Linked DNA regions of Mus musculus: regions 1, 2, 4, 5, 6 and 7 are each linked to region 3. Evidence: chromatin loops called from intact Hi-C (ENCODE). Cell type or tissue: left cerebral cortex. All regions are shown on one strand. Each heading gives the region's core, and the rest is flanking DNA. Links, peaks and the distances in the headings are about the cores only. Region 1 has its middle 15 kb from the start of 2610028E06Rik. Region 2 holds the start of Gm46869 (a long non-coding RNA gene). Region 3 has its middle 3.6 kb from the start of Grik3. Region 4 overlaps Gm32611 (a long non-coding RNA gene). Region 5 has its middle 20 kb from the start of 2610028E06Rik. Region 6 overlaps 2610028E06Rik (RIKEN cDNA 2610028E06 gene). Region 7 has its middle 15 kb from the start of Gm40247.

Evidence for each region. Peaks named below come from ENCODE experiments on the same cell type or tissue, not always from the same donor. Only the 100,000 strongest peaks of a DNase experiment are listed, where the experiment ranks them.
Region 1: it touches region 3 in a loop (2.8-fold over the local background); 10 of 42 quality-filtered maps call a loop at or near these places.
Region 2: a loop joins it to region 3, with 2.1 times the contacts of the local background. A loop is called at or near these places in 2 of 42 quality-filtered maps.
Region 4: a loop joins it to region 3, with 2.1 times the contacts of the local background. A loop is called at or near these places in 3 of 42 quality-filtered maps.
Region 5: a loop joins it to region 3, with 2.4 times the contacts of the local background. A loop is called at or near these places in 7 of 42 quality-filtered maps.
Region 6: a loop joins it to region 3, with 7 times the contacts of the local background. A loop is called at or near these places in 6 of 42 quality-filtered maps.
Region 7: it touches region 3 in a loop (2.3-fold over the local background); 4 of 42 quality-filtered maps call a loop at or near these places.

Annotation. Positions count from the first base shown.
Region 1 is chr4:125,934,822-125,939,137 of GRCm38, reverse strand. No RefSeq gene overlaps it. Among named protein-coding and RNA genes, the nearest start is that of 2610028E06Rik, 15 kb to the right of the region's middle. In left cerebral cortex, for the core only: no CTCF peak of the experiment used is centred there; DNase peaks (open chromatin) are centred at 541 and 2,555.
Region 2 is chr4:125,287,873-125,292,188 of GRCm38, reverse strand. Gm32611 (a long non-coding RNA gene) reads right to left here. Exons shown (of 5, transcript XR_001784436.2): 5 at 1,774-1,882. It overlaps Gm46869 (a long non-coding RNA gene), which reads right to left and starts at 1,653. Exons shown (of 4, transcript XR_001784438.1): 1 at 1,414-1,653; 2 at 334-637. In left cerebral cortex, for the core only: a CTCF peak has its summit at 2,231; DNase peaks (open chromatin) are centred at 1,241 and 2,912; H3K27ac peaks cover 922 bases.
Region 3 is chr4:125,484,917-125,489,232 of GRCm38, reverse strand. No RefSeq gene overlaps it. Among named protein-coding and RNA genes, the nearest start is that of Grik3, 3.6 kb to the left of the region's middle. In left cerebral cortex, for the core only: a CTCF peak has its summit at 2,480 (motif pointing left); DNase peaks (open chromatin) are centred at 2,070 and 2,434; H3K4me3 peaks cover 403 bases; H3K27ac peaks cover 1,233 bases.
Region 4 is chr4:125,158,175-125,162,490 of GRCm38, reverse strand. The region is part of intron 2 of Gm32611 (a long non-coding RNA gene); the gene reads right to left. The region is part of intron 2 of Gm40245 (a long non-coding RNA gene); the gene reads right to left. Among named protein-coding and RNA genes, the nearest start is that of Gm40245, 10 kb to the right of the region's middle. In left cerebral cortex, for the core only: a CTCF peak has its summit at 1,993 (motif pointing left); a DNase peak (open chromatin) is centred at 1,971; H3K4me3 peaks cover 202 bases.
Region 5 is chr4:125,940,007-125,944,322 of GRCm38, reverse strand. No RefSeq gene overlaps it. Among named protein-coding and RNA genes, the nearest start is that of 2610028E06Rik, 20 kb to the right of the region's middle. In left cerebral cortex, for the core only: a CTCF peak has its summit at 2,160 (motif pointing right); a DNase peak (open chromatin) is centred at 2,171.
Region 6 is chr4:125,910,401-125,914,716 of GRCm38, reverse strand. All of the region lies in intron 2 of 2610028E06Rik (RIKEN cDNA 2610028E06 gene), which reads left to right. Among named protein-coding and RNA genes, the nearest start is that of 2610028E06Rik, 9.8 kb to the left of the region's middle. In left cerebral cortex, for the core only: a CTCF peak has its summit at 1,873 (motif pointing right); DNase peaks (open chromatin) are centred at 1,897 and 3,607.
Region 7 is chr4:125,394,673-125,398,988 of GRCm38, reverse strand. No RefSeq gene overlaps it. Among named protein-coding and RNA genes, the nearest start is that of Gm40247, 15 kb to the right of the region's middle. In left cerebral cortex, for the core only: a CTCF peak has its summit at 1,928; DNase peaks (open chromatin) are centred at 173, 1,156, 1,683 and 2,425; H3K27ac peaks cover 2,032 bases.

The DNA.
Region 1 (4,316 bases), core at 261-4,260, 450 kb before region 3:
TAGAGCAACAAGCCCCAGGATCATGTGATCAGCGCCTCTCCCATCCTGGGAGGAGAGTACGGCTAAGCCTGGCTTTCTGTGTGGGTTATGGGGATCTGAACATAGGTCTCCATGCTTGTATGGCTAACACTTTCTGAACGAGTCACCTCCCCAGCTCCTAGGGAAATTTAGTGGAAAAAAATAACCCAAACTAATGGTGGTAGTTTAACCAGAAAGTGTTTCTATTCTAAAGAGCCTGTATGCATGTATATACACACAATCACCTGGAGAGCCAAAGAGCTTCATTGAGCACACCCACGTACACACACTCATGACCATCCCTGTACAGGTACTTGTAAACACACATATCACACTCTTAGATTCACATGTATGTACTCAGAGGTCACACTGCCAGTGAGCTTGCGCATGCCTACACCTACACACATTCACAGACCAGAATCTTTCCCCCTGTAAGAACAGCCAAAATGGTGAGCAGGAGCTGTTTTTAAATAGAAATTCACTCTTTGGTGTTTTTTCTCCCCTTGGCTCTGTGGCGGGGTTGGGAGGGGAGTGGGTGGGTGGAGGCAGGGGGAGCTGGCTGGAGAAGTCAGGCCTCCCCTGGATTCCTCCCCAGGCGCCAGGCTGGGAGCCTGTGGAGCCTGCAGCAGAGCTGGGTTGGAGCTGCATTATTGAGAATCCTGCCCTTTTATCTCCAAGGCAGCCAGACTTGCCTGGGAAGGAGGTCACCCCAGGAGCTGCCACAGCATCCTCTGAAAACAAGCATGGTGGACTCCGCCCAGCCTCTCCCTTGCCGCTTCTAGGAGACCTCGCTTAGGTTCTCTCCGTGGAGGCTTCCAGGCCTAACAACAGATCCCTGGCTGAAGGGACTCTAGCCAGCCAGAGCATGGCAAACATGGCTCTGATAGACCTTGCCCTGCTAAAAAAAAAAAAACGATAGATTACATTCCTAAAGCTAGCCTCCAAGGTTTATTCCCTTATTGGACCACTTCCTCTGACTAAGACTGACTACCAAGGTCTGGCTATCAAAGTATTAAAGTCCAGCAATCTAAAGTCCCTTTGGCTCACCTAATTAACATGCCCAATTAAAACTAAACACCTCATCCTAACACGGGGCTTTCCCTTGTACCTCTATGAATTGTCATTGGCCTATGGGCCACGTCTGTCTTTTCTCTATCCAGAGGCAGTCCTTTGTCATGTCCTCCCAACCCCATCCCCAACAAATATCCCTCCCCCTCTCCCTTGTTCCCTTTCCCTTCTCCCTCATCCTCTATCTCCTGTCATTCCCTGACACTATTCCTTCTGGGACAAATAAATCTGTCCTGAGATCTTGGTCTTGGGGTGTCCTGAGCCCATCCTGGTTACTTCCTGTCACCTGGATCTGGGAGGCAGTCTCAGTGCCTCAGATGACTCTGATGGGTGGGCACCCTGAAGGAAGCATTTTACTGTCATCTTAAGAGATTTTTCTCTGGGAACCCCAGAATGGGCTGTGTCCTCATTTCCTCAAGACCCTGTGCCATCTTAGTGATGGGAAAATTCTCATACATCAGGTCCCCTGGGGGATGAAGTAATAGGTGGCCGTGAGCCACCTGATGTCAGTGCCAGGGACCAAACTCAAGTCTCTTTTGTTGTTGTTGTTTTGTTTTTTACAAGAGCAACAGTATGTATTCTGCCATCTTCCTAGCTCTGGGTCATGAAAGAGACAGAGGCCTGAGGGAAAGACTTTCCCAGGCCACTCTGACAGTCAGTGAATTGGGATTGGGTCATGGACTGTGTGAACCTAGAGTTCCGTGTCAGATCAGTCAGGTTGGGCTTACTATAACAGATACTCTTGAGTCTCATTGCTTGAAGACAACACAGACAGCAAAGGTTGGCAACATCTCTGCTCACCTCAGTCACTCCTGTCAGACCTGGCTGGTGGTACAGCTGCCATCTTGGATTTACCATTTGCTGGGAGAGGAAGAAAGCTCAGTAGGTTTTCTTGGCAGTTCGGTGTGCTGGCCTGAAATGTGCAGTCATTGGCCTGAACTGGTCACATGGCTCCGCCTAGCTTAGGAAGGATGGAAATTAGTAAGAGTGAACAGAGCCAAAGGTGTCCACTTTTCCACCACCTTCACTTGACCCAGAGACCAGGCTCACGGCTGTGTCTGTCAATCTGACACCACTCTCGGCCCTTCATTTCCTCTTCACCTGCCCTAGCCTCTGGCTCTGTCTTCCCTCTTCTCTCTGCTCCCGTTAGGAATCCTTCCCCCTTCTCCTCACATTCCAGTCTGGAAGGTGTTTTAGTTTAGTCCTGGCTTTGACCCTAACCCGCTGTGCAGGGTGATCCAGGCCAGCTTTCCCTTATTAGCCGGGTTTATTTTTCCCACCCGTGTACTGGGATTCCGTCTTCAATCTTGGCCCCCACCGCCTCTTACAGAAGAGTTTCTGGAGGCTGCTGCTTGTTGAGACAACAGACCTGGGGGAACAGATTTCAGTTTCCCTCTTTTCCCGTCCCTGTTTTAGACGATCCCACACATATGTTGGGCCTGGAGGCATCCCACACGTCCTTGGAGCTGAAGGGGCCTTGGTAACACTGCCAGGAAAATGCCTTATCAGAGGAGGGTGCTCGCCCCCAAATGGAGCTGGGCCAGAGCAGTCTCTCTCTCCTCACTTCTATGGGATGGGGGCAGCTCCTGGGACACAAGAGGGCAATGTTCGCCAGTGTGGCAGGCTTTGCCAGCCTCTTGCCTCTCATCTGGAAACTGCCCAAACAGGGAGCTTTATAGCTTGAAATCAGATGGAATTGGGTGTGTTCGGGTTGGCATGGCCATAGGTAGCTTAAAGAATTTAGATTTGATGTTTAGAAGGACACTGGGCAGAAATAGTTCCTGTGTGAGAGGAGGAAGCTTAGAGGATCTTCTCTGGCCTGTACTTAATTTTCAATTTGTCTACAAAGCTCAAACATCTTGCTTTGTAGTTGGAGGTGACCTTGAACTTCTGACCCTCTGGTTTCTCCCAAGTTCATAGATCATTATAAAAACAAGTCTTAATGCCACACTAGGAAGTGAACCCAGGGCTTCTTGCACACAACGCAAACACACTCATCTGACCAAGTTATCCCCCCCCCCCCAGCTCTTTAACATTTGAAAAGTTTTGTGTTTAGCTGCGTGTGGTGGCTCCTATAATCCTAACGCTTGGGAGATGGAGGCAGGAGAATCAGGAGTTCAAGGCCTGCCTGAGTTACATAAGGAGTTCAAGGTCACCTGGTGCTACTTGAGACCCTGTGAGAAATAAAGAAAGAACTAAACCTGGAGTCTCAGGGGAATACTTGGTATTGTGGAGTGTGGAGCATCTTCTATGTTTTTCAGAGTTGATCGATATTTTGGTTTTGTAATCATCAATTCTGAGAACTCCACTTTGCATAAACACATAGAACAAAGCAGCCAAAGTGTGTTTAGGACCATTTCAGAAGCTGTTGGAAATTCTGTCCTAATCCCATGCCAGAACTCATTTAATTAGTTTTTATGAAACTCAAGTTAGCAACTCAAACAGCAATTTTTAAAAATCAAACATTCTAGCACAATACAATTCAAAGATACATGAATCCGATACACACTGAAGGGTAGTGGTGGGGACATGAGGAAAGTCTCTGTTCTCTGTAATTAAAGGATTCCATTTCAATCGGAGCAGGAAACTGTGTGGAGTAAAACTGTATTGCCTTAGTCAGGGTTTCTATTGCTGCGATGAAACACCATGACCAAAAAGCAAGTTGGGGAGGGAAGGGTTTATTTGGCTTACACTTCCACATCACTGTTCATTACCAAAGGAAGTCAGGACAGGAACTCAAACAGGATAGGAACCCGGAGGCAGGGGCTGATAAAGAAGCCATGGAGGGATGCTGCCTCCTGGCTTGCTCTCATGGCTTGCTCACTCATTCTTATAGAACCCAGGACCACCAGCCCAGGGATGGCCCCACTCACAGTGGGCTGGGCCCTCCCCCATCTCCCATCCATCACTAACTGGGAAAATGCCAGCTGGATCTCATGGATGCAATTCCTCAACTGAGCTTCCTTTCTGCAATGGCACTAGCTTTTGTCAAGTTGACACAAAAGCAACCAGCACAGTCCCCACCATGTACGGTGCTCTTGAATCTGGGTGAGGGTTTTCAGGCAATGTTCTCTGGTCTACGGTGAGATGGCACATGTAGCCTGAAATGCCCATGCTGTGTGCTAGAACTGAGGCTGTGGTGAGGTCACACGGTGCCACGTGGTGCAGCACTGGCAGCAAGCAACACCTTGGAGTCTCTGTGCTTTTGGTTTAATTAACTCTTGACCACT
Region 2 (4,316 bases), core at 220-4,219, 200 kb after region 3:
CAGATCATGCAGTCTCTCACATCCTGGTTCCACAATTTCTGTGACCTTGAACCAGAGCCCTAGCTACCCTGAATCATAATCTACTCATCTTTAACATGAGCCATGCACTCTGTGTAGGAAGGTATCACATGGCTCCCTCCCCCGATTTTTTTTTTTTTTTGAGGGAGAGAAAGCTTGTAGCTGTCAGGAACAAGCTAGAACTGTCAAGAGTACATAAAAGAACTGTGTCAATCCTGAAACACCAGTCACAGCTCTGTTTATTTGCCAGAGAGGTAAACTTCACATTTTTTCTTTCCAGAATATATATATATATATATATTTTCACATACATACCTTTCATTGCCATTTCTAGGAAATCTGTAAACTTCAAATACTGTAGCTCTGCCTGGGGTAAAAGAACAAGGTGATGTTCAGTGGGGTTCAAAGGAGGGGGGAGGGGTGGACTAAATTTGAGATAGGGAAGTGGCATGTGACTCTCCCAGGGGTGCTGAAGACAAGACGAAGCAGAGAGAGGTCTTGGTTCTGTGTTGTCTTGGTCCATCCTGGCTCTGAGAATACCACATCCACAGAGAGAGCATCGATGGATGGAGCAGGTACCAACACCATGCTAAGTCCTCGGGCAACCTTCAGCAGCTTCCTACAAAACCAATAGCACAATAGATCCTCATGCCCTGCATTCCTCTCCTGGGTCCTCTGAGGGAGTGGGCACGATGGCTTGTGTCTGATGAGAAGAGGGCAAAGGAGACTGCTTGTCGCTTCCATGACTAGGTTATAAAAGACTGTACGTCTGTCCTACTTACATGTGTACATGTAGAACTCCTCTCTCTCTCTCCCTCCTCCTGATTCCCTCCCCTATTTCTCTAACTAATACTTCCTGCTCTTGTTCTAATAGGGCTGGCTGGAGAGGTCTGTGTCACCAGAAACTGAAGGCAGTCCTGGCCACTGCAGCAGGACCCACCTCACAGGCTCTGAGAAGCTGAATCCTGCTAAGACCACACACATACATTTGGAAGTGGGCTGTTCTCCAGTGTGGCCTTCCACTGAGATAGTAGCTCTGTGAGATTCTTGGGGTGAAGGGGGGTTGCCTGAGTTGAGCAGAAACCCCAGTTCACAGGGATTAAGGTAACCACTGTGTGTATATGTGTATGTGCACACACACGCGTTTAGCTGCTAAGTGCTGAGCAGTGTATTCTTCAGCATTACGTAAGCCATACGATCATCACTCAGTTTGTAGATGAGGCAACCCAAAAGTCCCCGTGCTTGCCTGTGGCACACGATGAGCAGTTGAGAAACCCAGGGCAGAAGTGAAGCTTATGTAACCTGTCTAAGACCTCCTTCTTGTACACTAAGAACCCTGACTCACTTCTGGGACTAACAGTGAAGAAGATGGGGAGGGGTGGTCCAAGGCTCTACCTTCTGCCCCACAGGTCTGTACACATGTCTGTCTGTTCCAGCTCCAGGCTGGGGTTTCGCTGGATTCTGAGACTTCTGTGACTCTTAACAAGAGCCAGTAAAACCCAGGGATTCTGGTGACACCTAAGTCTCTGTGGATGGGTATGTGGCCTTCGTCCTTGCCTGGAAAAGAAGGCAGCAGCCAGGCTCTCCTGGCTCCTACCTGCTTCCAAGTTCTCCCTCTCCCTCTCCCTCTCCCTCTCCCTCCCCCTCCCCCTCCCCCTCCCCCTCTCCCTCCCCCTCCCCCTCCCCCTCCCCCTCCCCCCCCCTCTCTCTCTCTCTCTCTCTCTCTCTCTCTCTCTCTCTTCGTCCAACCTGCCTCAGACATTCCTTCAGGAAATTCTTCCCAAGATCTGCCCTGTGATCTTCAGCTGCGGGATCCTTGGCTCAGACAAAGCAGTAGGGTGAGTAGAGGTGGCTGAGAGGGGAGCTACGGATAAACAATGACAGCCCAGCTTTAGGTTTAGAGCCATGGATCCCTCAAGCAGGACGGACACTCACTAAATTTAATCATTTGTCCAACTGCTTAGGTCTTCCCACCCCAGCCAGCTGGGCTGCTCAGCAGAGCCAGTGCAAGCAGCCCAGCTGGAAACAGCACCCACTGCCTTTCACCTTGTGATAAAGTCATTTGACCTGAGTCACCCATCAGTGAAGTCCTTCACTGCAACCCAGAAGCCATCTGTTGGGAGGAGGAGAGTGCATACCCCCCCACACACACACTTTACCAGCTCTCCTCCTCAGCCCCAGGCCTTTGTGTATTCTGGAACCCTGGGGGTCCTCAGCCAACTTCCCCTGGGCCATGTGTCCCATAGAGGGCGCTGATAACTGCTACATCTGCCTGGAGCATCCAGAAGTTGGTATTGGATAAGATGCACTTCCAGTAAGCATCATGATGCCCTGTGCCCTGAGCAGCAGGTACATGGTCAGATTCTTTCTATGAAAGACAGAGAGCATCCAAAAGCTGCCTGAAAGGAGTAGATTTGACAGAACCCCACTGCCTTCCAGATCACTCTCTCACTGCATCCCCACCCCCACCCCCCATTCAGGAATCGCTTCTATTCTGTCCTCAAGTGGACCCAGAAGGGGCAGGAGCCCCAGGCAGCAGGCTCTAAGCCCAAGTGGCAAAGATTTGTAGGAGGATGTGGGATCATCCATCTGGGGCTGTGATGGAATGGAGCCAGAGAACAGAGCGAGGTCTCGGGACCACTGCCTTTCATTGCCACCTTCCACCTGGCCACTTCCAACAGGCCCCTATTTGCACTTCCTAGTGCCGTATCCTGCCTCACAGGCTCTGAATTCCACAGGCAGAGAAAAATGAATATTTTAAGGCCTGTGGCCTGAGTCACCGTGGTTTGGTGGCGACTAATGTTCTGCAGCTGGCCCTGCCCACGGGCCTGCTTAGCATGCAATTAAGATGCAAAATAGCATCCCTCAAAAGCTCCCCTCTGGGCATCTCTGCTTTTTCCTTGAGGCCCTGGTGGATTAAGAAGCTTCTGGAACAGTGGGGAGGCACTTCTCCTGCTCTTCTTATTGGCTGGAGTTCCAGGCTGGGTTTATGAGCCTGGCTCAAGGCCAACCTGATGCTGGCGCTCCAGCTCTTCCTCCTGCCTCCTCACAAGCCAGTCCTGTACCACTGCACGCTGGGTCCTGAAGAGGCGGGTTAGAGTGCATCTCTACCCCCACCCACAGCAATGCCCACTGGCCTTAGTTTAGCATTTCAACAGTGACAGTGACTTCCACCTGGCAGCCCCCACCCCCACCGTTTCTCTGACCTCATCTTCCACTCACTTCTCCAACCACTGTGGCCTATCCCAATCCCTCCTACCACCCCAGAAAACCAACCTTTTTGCCACAGGGTCTTTGCACATGCACACGACTTTGTATCTGTGCACACTGGTTCCTAACCAATACTAAACATTGCCTCTGCAGAGTGAATTCTTGAAACCTCCTCGTCTGATAGCAAAAGCACTGTGTAGATAATTTATTGCTACCCAGGAGGTAGAATGACTGAGGCTCATGACCTGCTAGGGGACACACAGTCAAGATAGGATCTTGAGCATCGGGTACAGCCCAGTGGGTGCCCACCTCTTCCCAACTCCTTTCCAGCTCCATTTGCATTCTTGGCTGACTCCCAATACATGGCACTGTCCATGAAGACGGGACTTTTGTGATAAAGAGGTGGCTATTCCTGTTGTTCTAAGAGGAGGAGTCAAGGCCTGTGGTCTACAGCAGTTGAAAAATGGCAGCTCAACCTCAGGAACATGCAACTCAGAGGGAGCTCCACCATCAGTAGCTTCGATAGCCTGGAAACCGGCTGAAAACAGTCTCAAACACTCCCCACCCCACCCCCACCCCCGCCCCGAAAGCTCAAAGGCACATCTTAATGAGACCTGTGGGTGGGAAACATGGGGAGGTCAAGGCCACCAGAGTGGAAAAGTCTGGGTTCCCTATGTGGAACATGAAAATTGAGCACCTACAGTGTCAGATCTAGCACCTCAGGGAGCGGGTGTCTAGGTTCAAGGGGGGAATATAGACTCCTAAATGGACAAGCAGGCTCATAAGAAGCCCAGGGTGTTTCTTAAGATGGAGGCTGTAGAGGGAGCATAGCCACCAAGAAAGACCTTCCTGTAAAGTTCAGACTACATGGGAAGGACAAGTAGGGCCAGAGCCTGGGGGCCGGCTCTCTTCCTGAGAGCATGGTTAGATCCAGACATCTTTCCGCAGGCAACCAGGGTCAGTCCTCCTGACTACTCCCCCTATGCCATTTGGCTTTGACTTCCTGCTCTGGGAGGCTCCTGCCTTGCAGGGCAGAGGCCTTGCTAACCTGGAAGGGAAGATTATATGTGGCTGAGCCAGGACTTGGG
Region 3 (4,316 bases), core at 158-4,157:
GGCCCCCTACATCTGAAGAGCAAATCTTTAATTTTCCTACAAATAGATAATGCGTTGCGCTCCAAACAGGCCTGTTAATTTTGCCGTCTTTTCTTTCCCGCCCTATGTGGCGCAGGGCTTCCAGGCATTGTGTGGAGTTGTGAATAAGGCAGTGTAGCCAATTAGCAATTAGGAAGGGACTTCTTCCCATCTGAACTTGCACCAGTGGCCTTGGGAGCAAAGGGTTCCTGGGCTCTGCCCAATAAAAGAGAGGCGTGTGTACGAGTTCCGGGACATCCTAGGTGATCAGCTGTTATGCAGAGGTCTCTGAATAGGCCATGCTTGGGCCTTCCCTGGAGCCAGAATGGCTAGTTCCCCAATCGGGCCTCTGAATTTGCCCAAAGAAGCAAAGACACACAGATCGGCAGCGTCAGGATCCGCAGTTGCCCCCTCTCCATGGGATCTTACAGGATAGGCCCACAAGGACCTAGCAAGGAGGCATGCAGAAGAGGGGAGCAGAGGATCCATGGGACATAGTTGAGAGCCTCTTCACCGGAGACACACCCTGGCAGCGCATTGCCTGACCCTCAGATTCCACAGCTTGTTCGATTGGTTCCCGGAAGGGAAAGGACCTGGCTGTGTTTTTGAAGGAAGATAATCCTATGCCCTGACAGTGACAGGGAAAGAGCTGAGAAGAGAGCAGCTACCAGTGCCTAAGGCTGACTAACTCTAAAGGTGGCATGTGAGTGGACTGGGTACAGAGGACATGTGGCTTAGCAGGAAATGGAAGAAGCAGAAAGGTAGAGGTGTGGCTAGAGGGAAGAACACTTCTGAGGCCAGCTGGAGGAAGGAGCCCTGAAGGGTGGGGGCAGTCTCCCTAAAAGCTAGCTGAGGTGGTATCACAGTCGTACATGGATGAAGAAGATCTAAACTCCCCCAAAGGTGAGAGTATGGCTCTGTCCTCAAAGTCCCCTCACCAGCACCCCCAGGAAGCAGGCACCCCAGCCAACTGCATCCCTAAGCAGTGTGTCTCCGTAACCAAGGATGGAGGCTGGTCTCTGGCTCCCTTTAAGTTGCAGTGGGCACAGCCTCCTGGCTGCAGTGATTGTATATGGCTCAGGCAGGGTTGAGAGCCCCTCTTGGAACGCTGGGGTAGATCTGGGTAGAAGTTGCTATCCCCAGTTCAGGACCTGACATTTGCTCTTGACCCAAGTTGTGTGTGATGCTAGGGCATTTCCACATGAACAGCAGCAGCATCCCTTTCCGCCATGGGGGACGGGTGGGATGCGCTACACACCACACACACACACACACACACACACACACACCAGCCTCAATGACAGCCAGGACTCTCCTGATTACCATACATTTTCTGCGTTCCAGGAAAGGTACTCACAACCTTGTCTGTCACTCCATCTGATCCTCCCCATGACACACTGTGACAGTCTTTTGTTATTTTTCCACTTTACAGATGACGAACCTAAGCTTAAAAAGTCCAAAGACATACACAGCTAGCTTCTTTCCTCCTTCCCTCTCTCCCTTCCTTTCCTCCCTCCCTCCCTTCCTTCCTTCCTTCCTTTCACTAATATTTATTAGGCGCTACTGTTTGCCAGGCTGGGTTCCCACATAGACCCAGCAGGCTGTTGAGTTGACAGTATTGCCCTGTGGTGTCCAACACCACCTGGGCTGAGCGGAAACAGCTCTATCAAGAGCCTCTTGGCCCCCTGCAGAAACCCCTGTAGCCTCTGGCTGCCTGAGGCGGGGCAGAAAGCAGAGAGGGATGGGGTGGGGTGTCCTTAACCAGAGTAAACTGGAGAGCTCAGCCCCCACCCCTCCCCCAAATCTGCAGTCCTCTCAGGCCACCCCAAAGCCAGCAGATAGCCGGATTGGCAAGATCTCAATCCCCCTCTCTGGAGATTGGGAGCCGCCAATCCTGGCTTTTGGAATTGTTGGTAAACAAGCCTACCCACCAGCCAGGCCTCAGCTCCCCGCTCCCCCATGAGGCAGCCAGCACTGGATTTATGAGGCCTCCAAACCTCATTCAGACTAATGCAGCTTTTCATTCCCAAATAAAAGGGGCCGCTGTCTGAAAGGACAAGTGCTCCCGAATTTCATTAACATCCCCTAAAACGGCTGAGCTGGCCCAAGCCGCTGCCAGCTAGATTCATGCCTCCCACTGGCTCACAGGTGGGGGTGTGGATAAGGCTTGGAAGAAGGGGGCAATACCTTCAGGGCCCCCAAGCCCCCAGTCCCTTCCTCCAATCCCTACGTCTGTGGTTAAGGAGGGGAGCCCCCATGGGTGGCCAAGCTAGCTCCTCTGGATGTGTCCCCCGTGTGCGTGTTTTGTTTAGACTGATCCACTCGGCTCTCAGTCCCTCCACAATCACTGTGAGTGATGAGGCCCTGGGCTCGAGTTACTGAGATTCATGACTCCGCTTCCCGGGGAAGCCACTGAGCAGAGCGCGCAGTTCCTGAGTGGAGATTCCTAGGACTTGAGTGCCCTCTGCTGAAGCCTGCTTATTGTCAACTCCTTTGCAGGCAGGTGCTGATGGTCTGGACACTGTAGCCCGGCCTGCGGGGGCCGGGGGGGGGGGGGTGCGCTCTGGACCCTTCCCTCTGTGACTCAGAAAATGGCCTACTGGGGTTGTAATTTGCAACCCACTCTTCTGATGCTGTGGTGAGAACAAGAGAGAAAGAAAAAGAGAGAGACTGCTCAACCTGGAGGTCTCCATCTCCAGACCCCACTCTATTTCCCTGGACCCTCTCAACGGCCAAACACACACTTACCACAAAAGTCAAGAGGTGACCTATAGCCTTAGAGACAGGCACATCAGTCTGGGGACTTTATCCCTTCCCCGTGTCCCAAGAATGAAGAGAACAGCATAGGTCAACAGCCACCCAAGCAATCGGCGAGCCAGGGAAAGGGACATCACCTTAGATTTTTGTCAGGAGCCAAGCAAGTTCATTCCCACTGAAGTCAATTCTTGTGTTTATTGTCAGCTTAACCTGAGGCTGCGAGTTATTTCTCCGCGGTGAGGGAAGACAGGTAGACAAGCCACCGGAGATAGGTTATTTTTACTGACGTCTGCTCTTCAGTGGTTGGGGACAGTAGCTGATGCACGGATACTCATACATGGAGATTCTTACTGTATGTGCACACAGTGGAACAGCTGCTAATGGGTAAGGTGGAGAGCCAACCCACTGCTGTGAGATGAGGCTCCTCCCCTGGCTTCCCATGACTCCAGTAATGGGGACCACAGTCACGCTAGCTGGCTGACTCCAACAATTACCCAGAGTCCCTAATTTACTTATGCGATCATTCATTCATTCACTCACTCATTAGATCACCCATTCATCTTTAGCCCCTTAGACAGCTACTCACTCATTGATTCATTTGTTCTTTTCAATCCCTTACCAAATTCTCCCCTCACCCATTCATACGGTCAATCTCTAATTAATTCATCCAGTCCCCCCATTGATCCACTTAGGCATCCACTTACAGGAGGCTTTTGTGTGTTTGTTTGTTCACTGGAGCCCTCACTTGCTTCTTTATTCATTCTCTCACTCTTGCGTTCACCAGTTCCTTCATTCATACATTCGCACAGTCATCTGCTCCTTTGTCATTCATCTGTCCACTCGCTCAGTCACTAGTCCTTTGTTCTGCCTCCTAGCCACGCACTCCTTCACCCTCACACACCTCCCCAGAAGACCCAGCAAAAACACCTGCCTGCTGCTTACCCCAGCCAATTGGGGCTGAGCCTCAGATGCCCTCCAATCACTTATGCCAACCCAGGACACTCCAGGAATGTGCTGAGCTCTCCACGACGCATCCTTTAGAGCTGCTGCTCCTCCTACCTCCCACTGTACCATGATATTCAGCAACCTTCAGGATTCGGCCCTCATCTCTGGCCCCAGGAATGGTCTAGCATCTGTCCTCCTCACAAAGATGAAGAAGGCCCTGAAAGACCCAGCATCTGTGCCTGATGATGGATGGGACACTCTGGAGGTCACGTAGTGCCACCACACAGAGCCAGGAGTCACACTAGCTTCCAGTTGCAGCCCTCTTCTCTTGTCCTTGAAATAACCCAAGTGTACAGGGATGAAGAAACGGGTCCAGAGGAGCTAAGGAACTTGCAGGGGAGAGTGGAAGCTGGCCATCCCCCATGCTGGTGGAGAGTGGAAGCTGGCCATCCCCACACTGGCGCCAGGAAGAAGGCAGAGAAGAATGTGTCCACATGTATGTGAATGAATGAGCAAATGAATGAAGTAGTGAATGAATGATGTGCCCTTCCCCCTAATAACTATAAGTAATGAAACAGAGTTTCCAACTCACATTT
Region 4 (4,316 bases), core at 137-4,136, 330 kb after region 3:
CCTCACAGAAAGGCACATTGGCTTCTCTCACAGAAAGAACCAACATCCTCAACCCAGACCATGCCCAACAGGGTCCTGTCTGTGGACATGCTGTCTGTGGACATGCTGTCTGTGGACATGGCTGTGTAAGCTACCTCCATTCTAAATGAAGGTCAAAGCTGTGTTAGTTATGTTTCTCCTTGCTAGACTAACACACCTCACCAGCAGCAACTTACAGGACGCAGGGGTTATCCTTGCATACTGTAAGGGGTCATGTCCCATTATGGTGGCTAGGCCATGAAGTGGCTGGTCACATGATATTCAAAATCATGATGCAAAGAGATTTGTGCGGCCCAGATTGCCTTCTCTGTAACTATGTGACCGTGTGATGGCTGGACCATGTGCATATGGTCTCATGGGCCAGAAAAAAAAAAAAATGGTAGTGGGCTCCCCGAAGCTAGGAGTACAGGCTGTTATGGGCTGTTCCGTGTGGGTGCTAGAAAAGAAACCCAGGTTGTCTACAAGAACAGTGTGCTTTCTTAACCAATGGGCCATGTCTCCAGCCCAACTACACACACACACACACACATTCAGGGAGGACCTTCCCTGCTCAGTGAACACCCTTCCAGACACACCCAAAAGTGTGTCTCCTATGTGATTCCACTTCCCACCACGGTGACAATAAAGATGGCTCACTCTTCATCGGGTCTGAACTCTCGTCTCAAAGAGAATCAAATAAAACAACCAACCAGTAAGCACACACACCATTTTCACCAACAGAACTGGTCTGTCCAGGAGTTCTCTGTCCCCATCCAGCGTTAGGACCTCCCATATCCTTTTCAACATGGTGGGCCTGACCTGCTGGGTGGGTATCCAGTGCCCAGTGCCAGCTGCATCCGCTATGAGGAGGTTGCTACTAGCAAGGCCAGCTGCCAACCTGGAGCCTGGCTGAAAGAATCCGGCCCCAAGGGTTGTGGGTTTTTCTAAGCCCACACTTGACTCTGTCCGCACAGATCCAGTCTGTGTGTGTGGTCTGTGGGGAGGCTGCACCAGGGAGGCGTATCGATCAGGCTGGTCGGGAGAAGAAAGGAAAAAGACCTTCAAACAGCAAAGCTTCACGCCTGCAGAGGCTTGAAAAGACCCATGGAAACGGGGCATGCAGGTTTCCACCCCTGAGGTAGCCACACACTGTGGGTCGTGTGAGCCAGGGAAAAAGCACAGCTCTCTCTCTCTCTCTCTCTCTCTCTCTGTGTGTGTGTGTGTGTGTGTGTGTGTGTGTGCACGCGCGCACGTGCGCACACACCCGTATTTGTACAGGAGTTGTTTAGCAGCTCTTGAGTATGAATAACTCTCCTATACCAGCATGCATATGTAGCACCTGTACTGGCCAGAGAAATGTGTGTGCAGGCACGTAGTCACCCTGAACTCTCAAAGCATGCCTGTGCACACATGCTCAAGAACGCATGTATTCTACCTACCTGCCCTCTGAGAACTTCCCCCTCCGAGGGTGGGAGCAAGCACCTTTGTCCACTGTCAATTTTGTCACCTCTCACCCTTGAAACCAACCCTAACCAAAGGAACTCCCAGGACTGTCCCCCCCATCCGGGACTTCCCTCTCAGGAAGAAAAAGGTAGCCAGGACTGTGTTTATTCAATCTCAGATCCTGGCGACCAGATCTGCTAAGTATGTCAGAGGAGATTTTTTTGTAATTGCGGTTCCTGGGCCCCGCCCCCAGAGACTAATTGACAGCAATCTGAGGAAGGCACAGGCTCTGGAGATTTTTAGCACTGCGGGAGTGATTTTAACATGGTCCCAGGACTGAGAATGACTAAAGGCCCCTGCTCTTGTGGGCGTCCTTGCGCTCTAGCGGGACTGTTCCTGAGATGTGACGGTGGCGCTCCAGTCTGAAAACCTGAACACCGGCGTCTGAGCTCTCCTGCCTAGACTCTTCCCTAGGTAGGAGCTCAGCAAAGCTGACACACATCCACGCGCCGCGGCTGCCCCCTTCTGGACGGAGCCTGCAGCGCTCAGCTGCTGCGTGACCTGCAAGCTGGGTGCTACAGTCCCTTAGGGAAGGCCTTAGTAGGGCTTTGGTGGCATGCCCAGCTACTCAGGAGCTGAGACAGGAGGATTACTTGAGCCCAGGAATTGTGAGGCCAACTTGGGTAACATAGGGAGATGTTTTTTGTTTTTTGGTTTTTTTTTTTTTTGAAGAGACCAGCTGGGCACTAGAGCTCCTGCCTGTAACCCCAGCACTTAGGAGAGGAACAGAGAATCCAGGAGTTAAGGGGCCAACAAGGACTTCATAGTGAGTTCCAAGTCACCTAAAAAAAAAAAAACTGTCTTCAAAACAAAGGTCTAGGCCCAGCCTAGTGGCCTACTCAGGAGCAGGGGCAGGCAGACCTCTGTGAATTTGAGGCCAGCCTGTTCTACATAATGAGTTCCAAGACAGCCAAGGCTATAGAGTGAGATCCTGCCTTGCAAAACAAAACTTAAGCTGGGCAGTGGTGGTGCATGCCTTTAATCCCAGCACTTGGGAAGCAGAGGCAGGTGGATCTCGGTGTTCAAGGCCAGCCTGGTCTATAGAGTGAGTTCTAGCCAGGCTATACAGAGAAAGCCTGTCAAAAAAACAAAACAAAACAAAATAACAAAAACAAACAAACAAACACACCCTTTTTAAACAAAGGTAGGGGGGACTTCACACCTCTGCACCCTTCAGCCAATTGTGGTCTCCCCAGCCTTCCAGAAAGTCCTCTCCACCAGCCACCATCCTCCTCATGCCTTCCCTTCCTGATGTACCCAGTCCCTATACTAAGTCTCCCCTGTCACACTGGAAGTCCCCAGGGCAAAGGGAACAGGCCTGGGGTCCGCAGGGGCCTGTAGAATACAGGAAGCCTTCTCCAGTGGCTCCCTACCACTCTGGCTCTGTGTGAGCCAAGGCAGAGCTTCTCGCTCATACTCAAGCCCTGGGGCAAGGGGATCCTCCGTAAACTGCCAGGGGCACTCATCACGCTAGATGCCAGGTACACATTTTGTTCCGAGCATTTCACTAGTAATAAATCCCTTCATTTGTACCTAATTATCCTTATTTTGTTTTAGAATCTAGAAAACCAAGGCCCAGAGAGGTTCAGTGAGACCCAAAGAAACACACAGCGGGGTCAACTCAGAGCTGAGACTCAACCCGAGGGTTGGCTCAGGAAACCATACTTTTAACCACCCTTCCTTCTTAGGGGAGGAGAACCATTGGAGATCTATGTCCCCACTGGCCCAGGCTGGCTCCCCAATCCCTTCCCAGCAGAAATCGGCCTGGAGTCTCTGCCCGGCTGGCAGCTCAGGGGCTGTGTCGTCTCTTGCTTCCTTCTTAATTTTTCTGACAAGAGCAGCTGCCACGGCAGCTGACAGCCAGCCTGTCGGATGGAATGGGAAGGCGGGCCCAGACCTCGTTTGTCTGGTGGAAAAATGGATTTGGACAAGGGGACGGCTGAGCTTCAGGAGACAGGGGAGCACCCATGGGTGACCGGTACAGATGGGATCCCAGAAGGCTGGGGTGGGTACAGGCACGGGGCAGGAAGCCCTGGATGCTGGTGGAGGTCTGCGTAAGCCCCGCCCCCTGGATGCCGGAGAAAGCCTCGCTCCATCAGCTTCCCTTCCCCTCTCCCCATCTCCCTTCCCTCCAGTCTCTAATCAACTTCCTGGCACTGGGCCTGCATCAGTTTCTGGGGACAGAAGGCCGAGACAGGTCCATCACTGTCCTCAAGGACATCCAGGCTAGGGAAACTGCCAGGGAGACTCAACGATCCTGCAATGGTGCAGACACTCAAGGCCATCTGTTGGGGAGTAGCCTTTACCACGGACGATCCATGCCAACCACTCGGGCACCTATATCCTTCCTTCCCCCTTATGGTGTGGTGCTAACGTTCTTGCTTCCACAGTGTTTGAGCGCTTAAATGAATTAACCCGTGTGGTACACTGTAAAGTAGCACCTGGCCTATGACCAGTGCCTTCTCCCATTCACATCACCCAGGAGCAGACAATGCTATCTCCAGGGACCCTGCCCCCACCCGACTCCCCTTATTCATTTGTCCCACCTTAGACTCAGACCCTGAAGAACCCCTGAGGTCTAAGCTCCAGCCTACCTGAAACAAGGCCCTCTTTACCATTCACAGCAGATGAGAGAGTCACCACGTGTGATATGGCCACACTGTTCAGGTCCCTTCTGTCTGAGCTCACCCTAGTAGGGCAAAGGGCTTAGAAGAGGTAAGATTTCTTCTTGGGGTGAGTCAGCTTTTTGCCCCATGCCTGGTGTGTCAGCCTCACCAGTCATTCAAGTCTGGAGT
Region 5 (4,316 bases), core at 177-4,176, 460 kb before region 3:
TTTACATTATGATTCATAATGGTACAGAATTACAACTATGAAATAGCAACAGAATAATTTTGTAGATGGGGGTCACCACAACATGAGGAACTGTGTTAAAGAATTGTAGTGTTAGGATGCTTAGCCACTGTGACAGACTCTCATGTGGGTTTCAATTCATTCATATGGACATTCATTCATTCATTCATTCATGATTACCTACTATGTATTTTGTCTCAGAGGGGAAACTGGGAGGGTATGTGTGTATGTATGCATACATTCATGCATCTGTGCGTGCATGTGTGTGCATGCGTGCACATGTGTGTGTGTGTGTACATGCCTTGGGGACTCTCTCCCATTGCCTGAGACTGGTGGGTTTCTCTATTGCAGAGGAAAATAAGGGTGGGGCTGGTCATCGCTGTTGTTTATTTTTTCTGAGAGCAAGCACATGGCCCCTGCCCCCAGCGCTGGCAGAGAAGTCGATAGCAATGGATTAAACTGCGAGAGGAAGGCCGAGAGCACAATTGGAAGAAAGATAAAGATAATTAAAACTAATTCTAACTTCTCTCAGAGAAATCAATTTCATAACTTCTCTGCGTCCCTAAACTTCTTCCTGAGGCTCTGCAACACTGAGCAAAGGTCACAGGTGTGAGGCATGCAGACACAGGTACATGTATGGAGGTTTGTGTTTGCATATGTGTGCCTACGTGGCTTCCTACATGTGTGCATGCTTGTATGTACACATGTATACTTTACATATGTCGTGGCACATGTGAATGTATTAGATAGAGATTCATCTAGGTTTCCAAAGGCTCATACACAGAGGTGAGCATACAGCCTCACCTTTGACCCTAGAAGAACAGGTATGTAAGGGCCAATGTTAGAGAGGCTGGGAAGGATTAGTCCCAGAGTTCTTTGTTTCTGTAGACTGCCTGAGACTTGCCAGGAACCACAGCAGCCAAGGAGTCAGGCTGGGGCTAGACTGCTGGCCCAGGATTTCTTGTCCTCTTGGGGAGTCTCTGGCCATGTAGGGGAGGCAACAGGGAGTAGAAGGTCTCATCCCACCCTCCATAAGATCAGCTCCTCACCTTGCCTGCTCATGCATCCTTCAAGCTCAGGCTGCACACCTACTATGTGTCAGGTCCTGTGGGGTCTCTAGCTTGGTTGGGTTGGGGTGTTTACTGCTGTGGGGCTGTCTGGCAGCACTGTCTGGCTGTGGGGACTGGAGAATGGTGCTTTGTGTCTCCCACTGACAGCTTCTAAAACTGAGACCAGGGAAGAACTCCCCAAAGAAGCACAGGCTCTCAGGCGCCATTATTCTTGGTTCTAGATACTTGTTATTATTGCTGTCATAGCTGGTCACTTCATACAAGGAGCCCATGGTTTGTCTCCCAGGGAACTTCCTGGTGTGTTCCCCGGAGGAAGTGGACCAGGCATGGGGTCATACCCACAGTCTCCAATCTTGTTGAGTATGCTCAATTCAGGGTCCGATCTGCACAGACCCGGGCACCCAATAGGTCCTTTCCCGCTAATGTGGACTCCCTCCAGTAATGGAGAGGATGAATGGAACAGGATGACAATTGCTCCAAAAAATGTGTCCCTCAACCCAAGGGACCCTTTCTTATCTTTAAAATAGGGGCAGTAGTGGAGTTGAAGCTCACTTGGTAGAGCTAGCACAGGGAGTGCCTGTGTTTGAGTCCCAGCACCACACAGACCGGGTGTGGTGGTAGAGGCCCATCATCCCACCACTAGGAAGGTGGAACAGAGAGCATCTGGAGTTCAAGGTCATCTTTAGCTACATGCTAAGTTTGAGGCCAGTTTGGGTTATTATGTCCCTGTCTCAAAAATAAAGTAAAACAAGACAAAACAGAGCAGGGCAATAGAATCGACATGGCAGATGCTGTAAGCTTAACACAGATACCAAGCCTACATGTGCTCCCCCACGCCCCCAGTATCCCCTTCTTGTAAGCTCTGAGCTGTCAGAAGAGAGTCAGCCATTGAACAAGGAGCCTGGAAAGCTTCATCCATGGCTACAGCTGCCCGGAAGTAAAAGGATGGATGAGATGCGGTCTCTCTGTGCCTCCGGGGCAGGGCAGGGTGTCTGTGTTCTTCATGCTGGGAATGGGGGACCCTTGTGGGCTTCATAACCTAATGTTAGTGCCTGAAGTTGCCAAAGACACCTCTAGATGGCAGCATTGGAGAGCCAGAGCAGGTGAGTGTGGCTAGGAGGGGGCTGGGTTGGAGCTGCCTGAGGGTAGCAGCCAACCCTGGGTCCCTATGTCACACTCTTCTCTACCCCTGAGGGCAGAGGTGGACTGGGTGCAGGTAAGAGCCACTCTGGGACTCCTGGATTGGGAAGGAGTCCAGTCCTTTCTCTTTAGAGAGTCTTCCTGGGCAGAACACAGGGCAGCCACCTCTTTTCAGAAAACCTGCACCCCCTTGGGAGCACCACAGTCCGGGTTCCTCTGCTGCTGTACCCTCCCAGTCCCTTTCTGGGATGGGGTGAGAAGGGCTCCCAGCATCAGGACAAAGGGTATCCAGGCAGCCCCCAGTATGAGCCAGCTTTAGAACTGCCTCTGCCTTGTCTCTTAGAATCTGTACTTTCCTTTCTCCAGGAATCCAGGGGGCAGCAGGTAGGAACACTCCACCTCCTCCTAGGGGTTCATAAAGATAGGGAGCTGGGGTCAGGAAGATATTTAAAGAGTAGGTTTCTTGGCCAATTCTCCATAGGGCTTATGCCTTTGGAGGGCATAGTAGCAGCTCCTGTTGGTCCCTCTGCAACCTCAGGTAGTGGCTGGGAGAAACCTCAGCCTTCCAGGAAACTCTACTGGAGCAACATGAAGTGAACTCGGCATGCGCAAAGCTGGAGGGTCAGCCAGCCTCCGGCCACGCCCCTAGGCAGTGACAACACCCAGGTCAAGGACACTCAAGCCTGAGTGTGCCATTGGCTCACTGTGGCCTGCAGCAGACCACGTCTCTCACACAGCAAACAATAGCAATAGCAACAACAACAACAACAACAACAACAACAACAACAATAATATATAATAATGGCTCCTGTCTACTGGATATGCCATTTTAAGCAAACTGTCTTATATCATACCAATGACTTTCCTCAGTGAAGACATAGGGACTCAGAGGGGAGAGAGTGACTTGGCCAGGGTTACACACTACATAGCAAGGACTCAGATCCAGGACAGCCTGAAGTCAATGCCTCTCAAATCCTTCATTGCAGGGAGTGTGACACCCCTGTCCCCAAGCCTCCCCAGGAGGCACGGGAGAAGTCAGCTGTTGTAGGTTTTTACTTTAGCCAAGAACAGCCTAGGATAGCTAGTTAAATTTGAGAATCAAATGACAAGTGAAAACTTAATATGTCCCACACAATATTTAGGACCCATGCTCAAATCCATAAAAGGTAGATTTGTTATTTATCCAGAAGCTCTGGAGAGGACAAAGCATTTTGCCCAGCACTTACTAAGTACTGAGCCAGAGGGGTGGGGTGAAGAGAGGGCAGGCAAGACATTATGTGTGGGGCCAAGCTCTGCCACTCAGTGTGACATAGGACAGCTACTTCCCTCTTGAAGGGACATGCTTGGATGAAGATGGCTTGAAAGTATCCAGAGATTGTGGCAACATGCGCTCTGTGTTGCTTGGTGGTGAGCGCAACCAGAAGCCAGCATTTCCCATACTCTCTCCTCACTCTCCAGCCAGCAGTTGTTGCCAGCCTCAGCCCCAGAATAAAGCACGGGAGTAGGTTGGCGAGAGCTGTGAGGGCAAGGCTATGTCACAGGGACTCTGAGGTGACTCCACTCTGGCGCCCGAGAGCCTGCACACACAGCCTGGTGTCACCCTTTCTAGCTGAGAAGCCCCTCACTTCTGAGACTCCATCCCTGTACCTGGCAGTGGAAGAGACAAGACTTCACCTCTCACAGGCCATTGTGCAAGCACCAAGAGAGGGTAGAGGGGACACCTGGGGTGTAATGCCTCTGCCACAGTGTCATCTTGTTGCCAGGGACACAGGTCACACCACCAGTGTCACCTTTACCTGCCATCGATGCAGACTTAGGAAGATGATTCATTGTTCCCGGGGGTGGGGGTGGGGTGGGGTGGGGTGGGGTGGGGGGGAGCTGAGCCTTATGTGTTGGCGTTAAGTGACGTGAAACTCCCCATTCAGCACACACGCATGTCTACTCTATCCTGATAGGAGAGGAACTGTCTCTTATGCATCTCCCCCAGTGGTGACCTGACCGAGGTTTTCTGGCTCTTCATCAGAGCCAGACCACAGCCTGCAGCCACCCCATCTTGCCATTGTGGAATCTTGCTCTCTGCAAGCATGT
Region 6 (4,316 bases), core at 193-4,192, 430 kb before region 3:
AGCGTCTCCTGGCTTTAGCCTGTTTCCCTGGGACAATGTTGGGCTAAGGTTTATAAGCCTAAGTGGAAGGCCCTTGGGACTCTAGTTTGGGAGGCATGCAGAAGTGTCACATCTTTTTGAACTTTTGAAAGGAGCAGTGACTCATGGGCAGGGAGGGAGGGAGGGAGAGAGAGAGGGGGGAGGGAGGGAGAGAGAGAGAGAGAGAGAGAGAGAGAGAGAGAGAGAGAGAGAGAGAGAGAGAACATGAATGAATGTGGTACCAGAGCAGTGGTCACTGAGCACCTCAGAGTGGCAGCCTCCCTTATTTCCCATTGGGCAGAGTACAGAGCTCACCCTGCAATCCTCTTACCCAGGCAGGGCCACCAACAGACTCACTTGGAAAAGGTCTTGGCTTCATGCAAGGATAACAGGGATTCCCCGATTTTTACATTATGATCCTACAATCCCATTGGGGGGAAACACAGCTCATGGAGAGGCATACTCAGGGGCATGCGCACACATATGCATATGTACTCTGCATGTAGCCACAGGTGCATCATCTGTTATAATCACAGGCAGAGCCCAAGCCTCCCATGCAGACCACAGAGTCCCAACTCCCCCATGCACACCACAGACAGAGCCCCAGCCAGTCCCCATTCATGTCTTGAGCGACCCCCCCTTCTCACATGAGGGGAGGAGCTAGGAACAGGACAGCCTCTTCTCTCTCTCTCTCTCTCTCTCTCTCTCTCTCTCTCTCTCTCTCTCTCTCTCTCTCGGCAAATGGTCTACCACTGAGCTGTAATCTCCATTTTTCTCTTCCTTTTTCTTTTGAGACAGGGTCTTGCTAAACTTCCTAGGCTAGCCTTGACCTCTCTCTGGATGGAGCCAAAGCTGGGGCTTGAAGTTGGGATCCTCCTGCCTCACTCACCCTTTCAAGTAGCTGGGATGGAAAGCTTAAGCCAGCGGATGGGGGCATTTTAGAAATTACGTCTCTTAATCCAATGGCTCTGGGTTAATGACAAGGAAGATCTGCCTGGGTGGACCTGGCCGAGTCAGGTGAGGCTCTGCAGGTGGAAGAGGGGTGGGGCTTGTCTGCCATGAGCTCCCCATATACAAGCAAACATGGTTTCAGGGGAACTTGGAAGAGGAGCTTAGTACAGCTTGATCAACGTCTCCATTGTGAGAGGCTGTGTTAGGTCTCCTGGCCCGTGGACACCATAATATGATATTTGTTATTCTAAAGTGTTGTTCTGTGGAACTGAGCAATGCAGTAGCAGAACACATACCACAGTATCCCATGTGACCAAGGCACATAGCCATAGACAGAAGCACTCATTTCTATGCAGGCATCATACATGCAGACATTCATGTATCCACTTACACACTCATTATAGGCACACATTTACACACACTATAAAATATTCACACACATGAATATATGTAAACATAAATAAATATGTAAATGTTCTTAGATGTACATGTATACATCTCCTAACATGGATGGAGGCATGTAAAATCTATGCAAACATTCCTATTCACCTGAACGCAGTTAGGGAGGGTGCCTACACATGTTCACACATCATAACAGTGACAACATGCTGGTTGCTTTGTGTGAGCTGGCCGCCGCTCTGAGTTCTTCAGGCCTACTAACCCAACAAATTGATAACTACTCAGATGCATACATGTGGTCTATGCACTCTGATCTGTGTGACCAAACGTCTGTAAGATAACACACTGTCCTGAGACACAAAGGACAAGGGAAAAAAGCTCTCAGGTACAACAGGCTCCCTGGTTGTTTCTGGGGAGCATGCCCTGCTCCCTCTAGCACCTGCAACTCAACCCAGGCACTCTCACACTGGTCCAGATCACCCACATGTACATCTCAGTTTCTCCACTAGGTGGCGCTAAATTGGCACCTTGAGTTTGATGGGCAGGCCACTCCCACTTCCATTGGGTGTGTGTCTGAGTGGGGGCAGGGCGGAGTTTACGTCTTGGGTGAGGAGAGGAGCAAACACTACTGGCCATTATAGTCCCATCTTCCATCTGCCCTTTTATTTCAACATAGTCCAATATGTCCTTGGAATCCCAGCTCCCGGGGCCATTGCTGCTGTCCTCAGTCCACAGCTGAGAGTGCTGGCCAGTCCTGGTCTTGCCTGACAAGCCCCTGCCAAAGACACCCGCTCAGCTTTTACTAATTTGTTTTTAAAAACCCTTATGCACCATTCACTGCACCCAAGGGACTGTCCAAAGTGCCTCATGAGTGTCAACTCACGTGGTCCCGGTAATAAGACCTTAAAAATCTTTATTGCTATTTATTTATTCATTTATATTGTGTGTGTGTGTGTGCGCGCGCGTGCGTGTGCGTGTGCGCGCGGGTGCCCCTGAAGCCAGCTGACATGGGTACTGGGAACCAAATTTGGATCCTTTGAAAGAGGAGCAAGTAGCTGAGTGATGGCTGCCTCCTGACCCTTAGGTAGGAACACTGTAGCGAGTGTAGGATCAGAGTTGAGGTAGCTTGCCCAAGCTCACATAGCCCATAAGTGATGGAAGGATAACCATCCTTCACCCCATTTCAGAGACTGAGTAACCCAGCACCGACGTCAGCGGGTCGCTGGCCTTGAACATGGAGGTCAAGCCTAGGGGCAGTTTTCTCCCTGGAGCATGGGGTGAATCCGGATGAAGGCTTAGGCTGTTGATGAGTTAATGATCTGCGACAGGAAACCCCCTGCCCAGTGCTGCTTCGGCTGCCTCTCCATAGGGCTTTCGGGGCCCCAGAAGCCACTTCTTGGCCAAGGGGGCGCTGTTTTTAGGGCTTTCGTGTGGAATCTACAGAAAGGACATAAAAGGCAGGGCCGGCTCACAGCTGATACCCCGCTGTGGGTGAGTCTATAGACTCAGACGGCGGAATGGGCCTTTTACAAGATACACAACCCATTCTACACTCAATTGCATCCCATAAATCAGGTTAACCTTTTCAGCGCGGCTCGGGGAAAATTAATTACTCATATCGGAGCACATGACCTTTTTCCTGGCCAGCACGAGGCAAGCCGCTGGGGAGTGCTGGCTTCCTGTCCTTCGCGTTACAGCAGCCTGGCCTCCAGGAACCCACCCAGGGCCACACAGTCAGCCAGGGGCAGCAGCTACCTGTGGGCTTGCCAGAGATATTTCCACGGGGTTTCCCAGTGTCCTTTAACCCCAGCAGAGACTGTGTTCTCATTAAGCTACCCACAAGGTGCATGTCAGGAATGTCCTCTTGGGGAGTCTGGCTTCACTGGGGAGGGGAAAGGACAAATGGTTAAAGGTTCTGTATTGCCTCCTGAGAGACCTTCCACAGAAACCGGAGAGAATCCAGCCGAGCTTCTTTTGGTTGATTTCCCTAATAGAGTCTACCGCTGGCCTTGTAGGTCAGTCCACAGCGTTCACAAAGGGCCGTCTCCCACCCAAGCAAAGCCGACATCTCAGCAAACGGCGGTCTATCACCCGCTGAGTAGACAGCCACGCAGGCAGTTTGCACTGGAATTTACATTTTTCTTATGCAGCTCTGGGGAATAAGGGTAAAAGGGGACAAGTCCTCTAGAGACTTCTAGAGACTTCTAGTTCAGCTGGGACATGAGACTCACAGTGCAGATTTACTGAGTAGGTGAGGCAGGCTCTCAGCCAAACCTGGAATAGTTTAGTTCTTTTTTTTGAGACAGGGTTTCTCTGTGTAGCCCTGGCTGTCCTGGAACTCACTCTGTAGACCAGGTTGGCCTCAAACTCAGAAATCCGCCTGCCTCTGCCTCCCAAGTGCTGGGAAGGTTTAGTTCTTAAAGGGCCGGTCAGCGCATGCTTGTGTGCGTGTGCGTGCGAAATCATGTGTGTATGTATGTATGTATGTATACATGTATACAGGTGTACATGCATGTCCAGGTGAGCATGCACATATATGTGTGTGTATGTATGCATGTATGTATGTATGTATGTATACATGTATACAGGTGTATATGCATATCCAGATGAGCATGCGCATATATGTGTATGTATGTATGTATGTATGTATGTATATATGTATGTATACATGTATACAGGTGTACATTCATGTCCAGATGAGCATGCACATATATGTGTATGTATGTATGTATGTATGTATGTATGTATACATGTATACAGGTGTACATTCATGTCCAGGTGAGCATGCGCATATATGTGGAAGCTAGAGGTCAAGCTTCGTCCACCTTGTGCTTTGAGACAGGTCTCTCATTGGCCCAGAGCTCTCCAGACTGGGTCTCTCATTGGCCCAGACTAGGCTGGCCAGTCAATGAGCTCCAAGAATTTCCATGCTTCTGCCTCTCCAGAGC
Region 7 (4,316 bases), core at 61-4,060, 90 kb after region 3:
CACAAAAGCCAGGGTCAGCCCCAAGATGCTGCGACTGCAATCACCTGCAGATGGTTCCTTCACCTGGCCCCATGCTGAGGATGTGCTCTGCCTATGTCTCTCATCTCTGGAGTAGGGGAGGGACACCCACAGCCCAGTGTTTTGCGGTAGAAAGGGAAGGAGAGGCCAGGTGAGTGGAGGTGGGAGGTGTGTGAGTTGGAAGGCAGCCTGGGCTGCATAGAGAGACTCTGCCTCAAAAACAAACAACAAGAAGTACAGCAAGCCCGGCTTGCCAAGCAGTACAATTACCAGTGCAGGATTCCACTTGAGCGAGCAGAGAGTGCGGGGGAGGAGGGCAGGGGCATGTAACAAGTGCTCTGGTGAGCACCCACAAAAGACAGCTCTGAGAGAAAACAGCTGCCTGCATCAGAAAAGCAGGTATGGGCCAGGAGCCAGAGGAGCAGCAGCAAGGAGGCAAGGGGTGGTGCCTGTCCCAAGGACTCTAGACGGAGTTGGTCAGAAAGTGGGGAAAGGGCTCAGCATTGAGCACTGCCTCCAGCCTCTAGCAGCCCCCATGGTCCTTTGCAGATGCCCCCCCCCCCTTTTTTAGAATTAGCTCATGTCTCCTCTTTGGTAGACACTCATTTGCTTCATCCTATAAATGAGGAAACTGAATCATGAAAGTGTCCCCCCCTTAAGTTGGGAGGTCCTGGCTTGTTCACCCAGGTCTCTGTCCAGCCACATATAGGCTGGGGAAAGAGTGCAGGATTCTGGCCTTGAGGGAAGCTGGAAGGAATTGAAGCCAAATGCCATGCCTAGGGCAGAAGGTTCAGCCTATGCCCTTCGCACCTTTATTCCCCTTTTCTACTGGTATGTGTGATGCTGGAGTCCAGCCTGCACCCTCAGCCTGAGCCCCAGATAGAACACTTCTATGATATATGCCCAGTGGATGGGAGATTCAAGGCTGACAATAGAGCCACACAGAGACAGTATCATCCAGGAGGCAGGGGTCACCTGGAGACAACCTACACCACCGCCTTTCTCTCAGCAGCACCCTAGGCTTTCATCCAGTCTGCCCTCCCCTACCTATGCTCCCAGCAGGTCATTTCACTCCCTGGGCGCTGTGCTGGCTCCCATGGTCTTAAAGGTCATGCCCATTGTACAGATGGGTACACTAAAGTCTAGCTGTCATGTACCTGGTCTCCCTCTCTCGCTGCACTCCTTCATACAGTCATCTCAATTCCCCACTGTGTACATGCAGAGTGTGAGTGAAGAGGTTTGACCCCTCCAGGTCTCAAGGACACTTGGTTGAATATGATGATGAAACCAGGAATAAGTCCCATTCCTCTTTCTTACTTCAGGCCAGGGAGGACACATAGAGACCAGAGCTGCACAAGAAGTCAGGGTTCACAGTGGGGGTGGAAGCTGGGTTCATGCCTTAAGTTTCAGCCCAGGGGCTGTGCTTCTCGTGGAAGGCCAGCCCTGGCTGTTCTGAGATGGATCTGGGTGGTACCCAGGACTCATCCCCTGACTAAGGCAAACCTACACAAAACAGACTGCAATCCTCGAGGTACGGGAAGTCTCACTCCCCCAGGGCTGCTGTTCTGCAGGAAGCCAGCCCTGACTCGGAAGCCCGCTCTCAACGGCACGAGCGATAGCAGTACTCCTTCTAAAGCGTCTTAAAAATAAGATCATGTATGTATAACTACACATATATATTTAGAGAGGGACTATGACAGATGGATGGGTACTCGGCAGAGTATTTTTAATCCTGGAGTCAGGATTATGTAAGGATGGGGAGAGAAACTTGAAGGCAGGTGGTAAGTCATGTGGGTAGGCTGGGAAACAAGTCACACCTCCCTCCAGCTCCACCAGCATCTGCAGGTGCCAAGATTGCTAGGACCACAGCGACGAGGCAAGAGAGGGACCCTGCCCTCCTCCCTGCTCAGGATAGGGAGAAGAGCCTCCTGTAGGTGGACTGGCTTCCTGCAGGCAGTAGTGCGGGGTTGGCAGGCCTAAGAGGGGGAAGGGAGGCCCAGGCAGGGGCCAGGCATTGCCTAGTCACAAAATCTGAGTCCTGGAAACACTCATCAATTTCCAGGAAATTGGAAAAGGCCTTGGAGATATTTTCAAGTGAGTACTTGGCTCTGAGATGCAAATTCTCTGGCATCTTCCCCATCCTGTACTTTGTTGAAGGAGTGGGGGGTGGGGAGAATCCTGAAGGAGCTGTCCAGAAGGCACATGCAGAAGGGCCACCTGGGGGGCCAGCAGCGGAGAGCTTCTCTGGGGTCACGAAGCCCCTTGCTAAAGCCAACAGGCATGTGTGAAAGCAAGATGCTTTGGGGTGATATGCCAGGAAACGTATCTTGCCTAGGAAGGAAGGGGGGGGGGGGGCTAAAGACGGGTGAAGAGAGAGGCTGGGTGTGTTTGTCCCTGGAGTCCTAGAAGAATGCTATCTGTCTGGGAGGTTTGCAGAGTCAGGCCTGAGGCAGGAAACAGGAGCCAATGGCAAAGCAAAGTCACGGTCCTTTGGAATGCTTCCCCTTGGATGGTTTTGGATCAAGGGGCTCAAAGCTGCCATTAGTAGACACCCACACCTCTTCCTGTGCAGAAGAACTCCCGTATATGTCCTCTGCCTCCCATGGCTCGTGCGGCCCTTGGCTGAGTTTTGATGGCTGCACGTCATGCCTTTCATGGGTGACCATAATCCACTCATCACCCTGTGTGAAGAAGGCAGAGTGTAGCTGGGTTTGCTATTTTATGGGTTCTTCTTTCCACCTTTTATCCTCCCTGCTTCACCCCATTACTAGACTGGAGAGAAAGGATAGAGGGGAGAGAGATATCTCCAAATACAATTTCTTCCTTCTTGTTTCTTCTTTGAGTACAACCACTAACAAACTACAACCAACCCCTCCCTCCCTCCCTCCCTCCCTCCCTCCCTCCCTCCCTGAACAACCAACAACCAACCACCTACTCTGCCTCTTGGGGCCTCTAGCATTTATATACCCTCTGAAAAGTTACCAGAATTCCAAATGTCACAAAATCACAGAAACTATCTACAGCTGGCAAAGCCACACCTTTGCCAGAGCATGAGGCAAATCACAGCTGCTGAGGACAACCCGAAGCAGCCCTGTATCCCCACACCTGGGATTAAAATGAAAACATATTCATATAATATTTCTGTGTTATTTAAAGAAACTGAAATTCTAGAATTCTCACCACAGCAGAGACTTAAGGTCGGTGGCTAAACTGGCCTTTGAATCCTGCCTGTGTGACTCCAAACCACAGTCTCTGATTTGATTGTATAGATGCTCAAATCCCATAGGCTAAGCCCTTCCCAGAGCTTGGACACTTTATAGGCTACTTGACTAAAACCAGACTATCTAGGGGTAGCTTCATTTCTCTCCAACTCAACCACAAGGAGGGCAAGAAAGTAGGCTCCACCCTTCCACCTGGCTAGGAGTGGGTCAGTAGCAGCTGCTGTCCTGGGTTGTTTCTTACTGCCCTTAATCATTGGATGGGAAGTGGAAAGCATCCAAGCAACTCAGAGGTGATTTCTCCTACCCAGGAGGCAATATTGTTCACTTCCAAGCTTTGTAGTTCTCATTGAAAAGGCGTAAAGGAAGATTCAACATGACACAGTGTATTGGACAAGGTCTGGGGGTAGCCTGGCCTCTGTGATGACCTTCAGCCCCAGCTCATATTGCAGAAAGAGAAGAGAGATGGAGATTATGGAAGACAGGGCTGGGACAGACAGAGCTCACAAGGAAGGGTAATAGATGTGACAGGGAGAAAGAGACAGTAGACAGAGAGGGAGCCAGGAAGAGATAGTAAGTAGCCATGAGAGACATAGAGGTGCAGAAATATGGATAGTTGAAAGAATAGTAGAGAAGAGACCCTAGGGACAGCCCAGCCAGCCGAGTAGACATGGAGAACTTGGGAGTGAGTGGACAGCCCCTTAACTCCTAAAGTTTCCTGTCTGATAGAGCAAAGGGCAGGAGAGGCGAGAAGTCTTCAGACATGGCAATCTTGATAGCAGTGCAGCCATACAACGAGGCGAAGTAATTAAACAAAATTCTTATCACCAATGACCTGGGAGAAGCTGAAAGTATCCTAGAATCATCAGTTACCCCGGGAGGAAGGATGGGAGGTAGGGGAGAAAGAGAGAGAACATCAAAGAAAGGACATGACACAAGAGAAGCTAGGTCACACCAAGGCCACCAGAGAGGTGCTGATGTCATGTCAGGGAGCTCAAGAAACAGAAGCAGGATGGGAAAGGAGACCCAGAGCGAGGAGGAGAGACCACAAGGTCAGGGAGGCCAGAGACCAGATGGGAC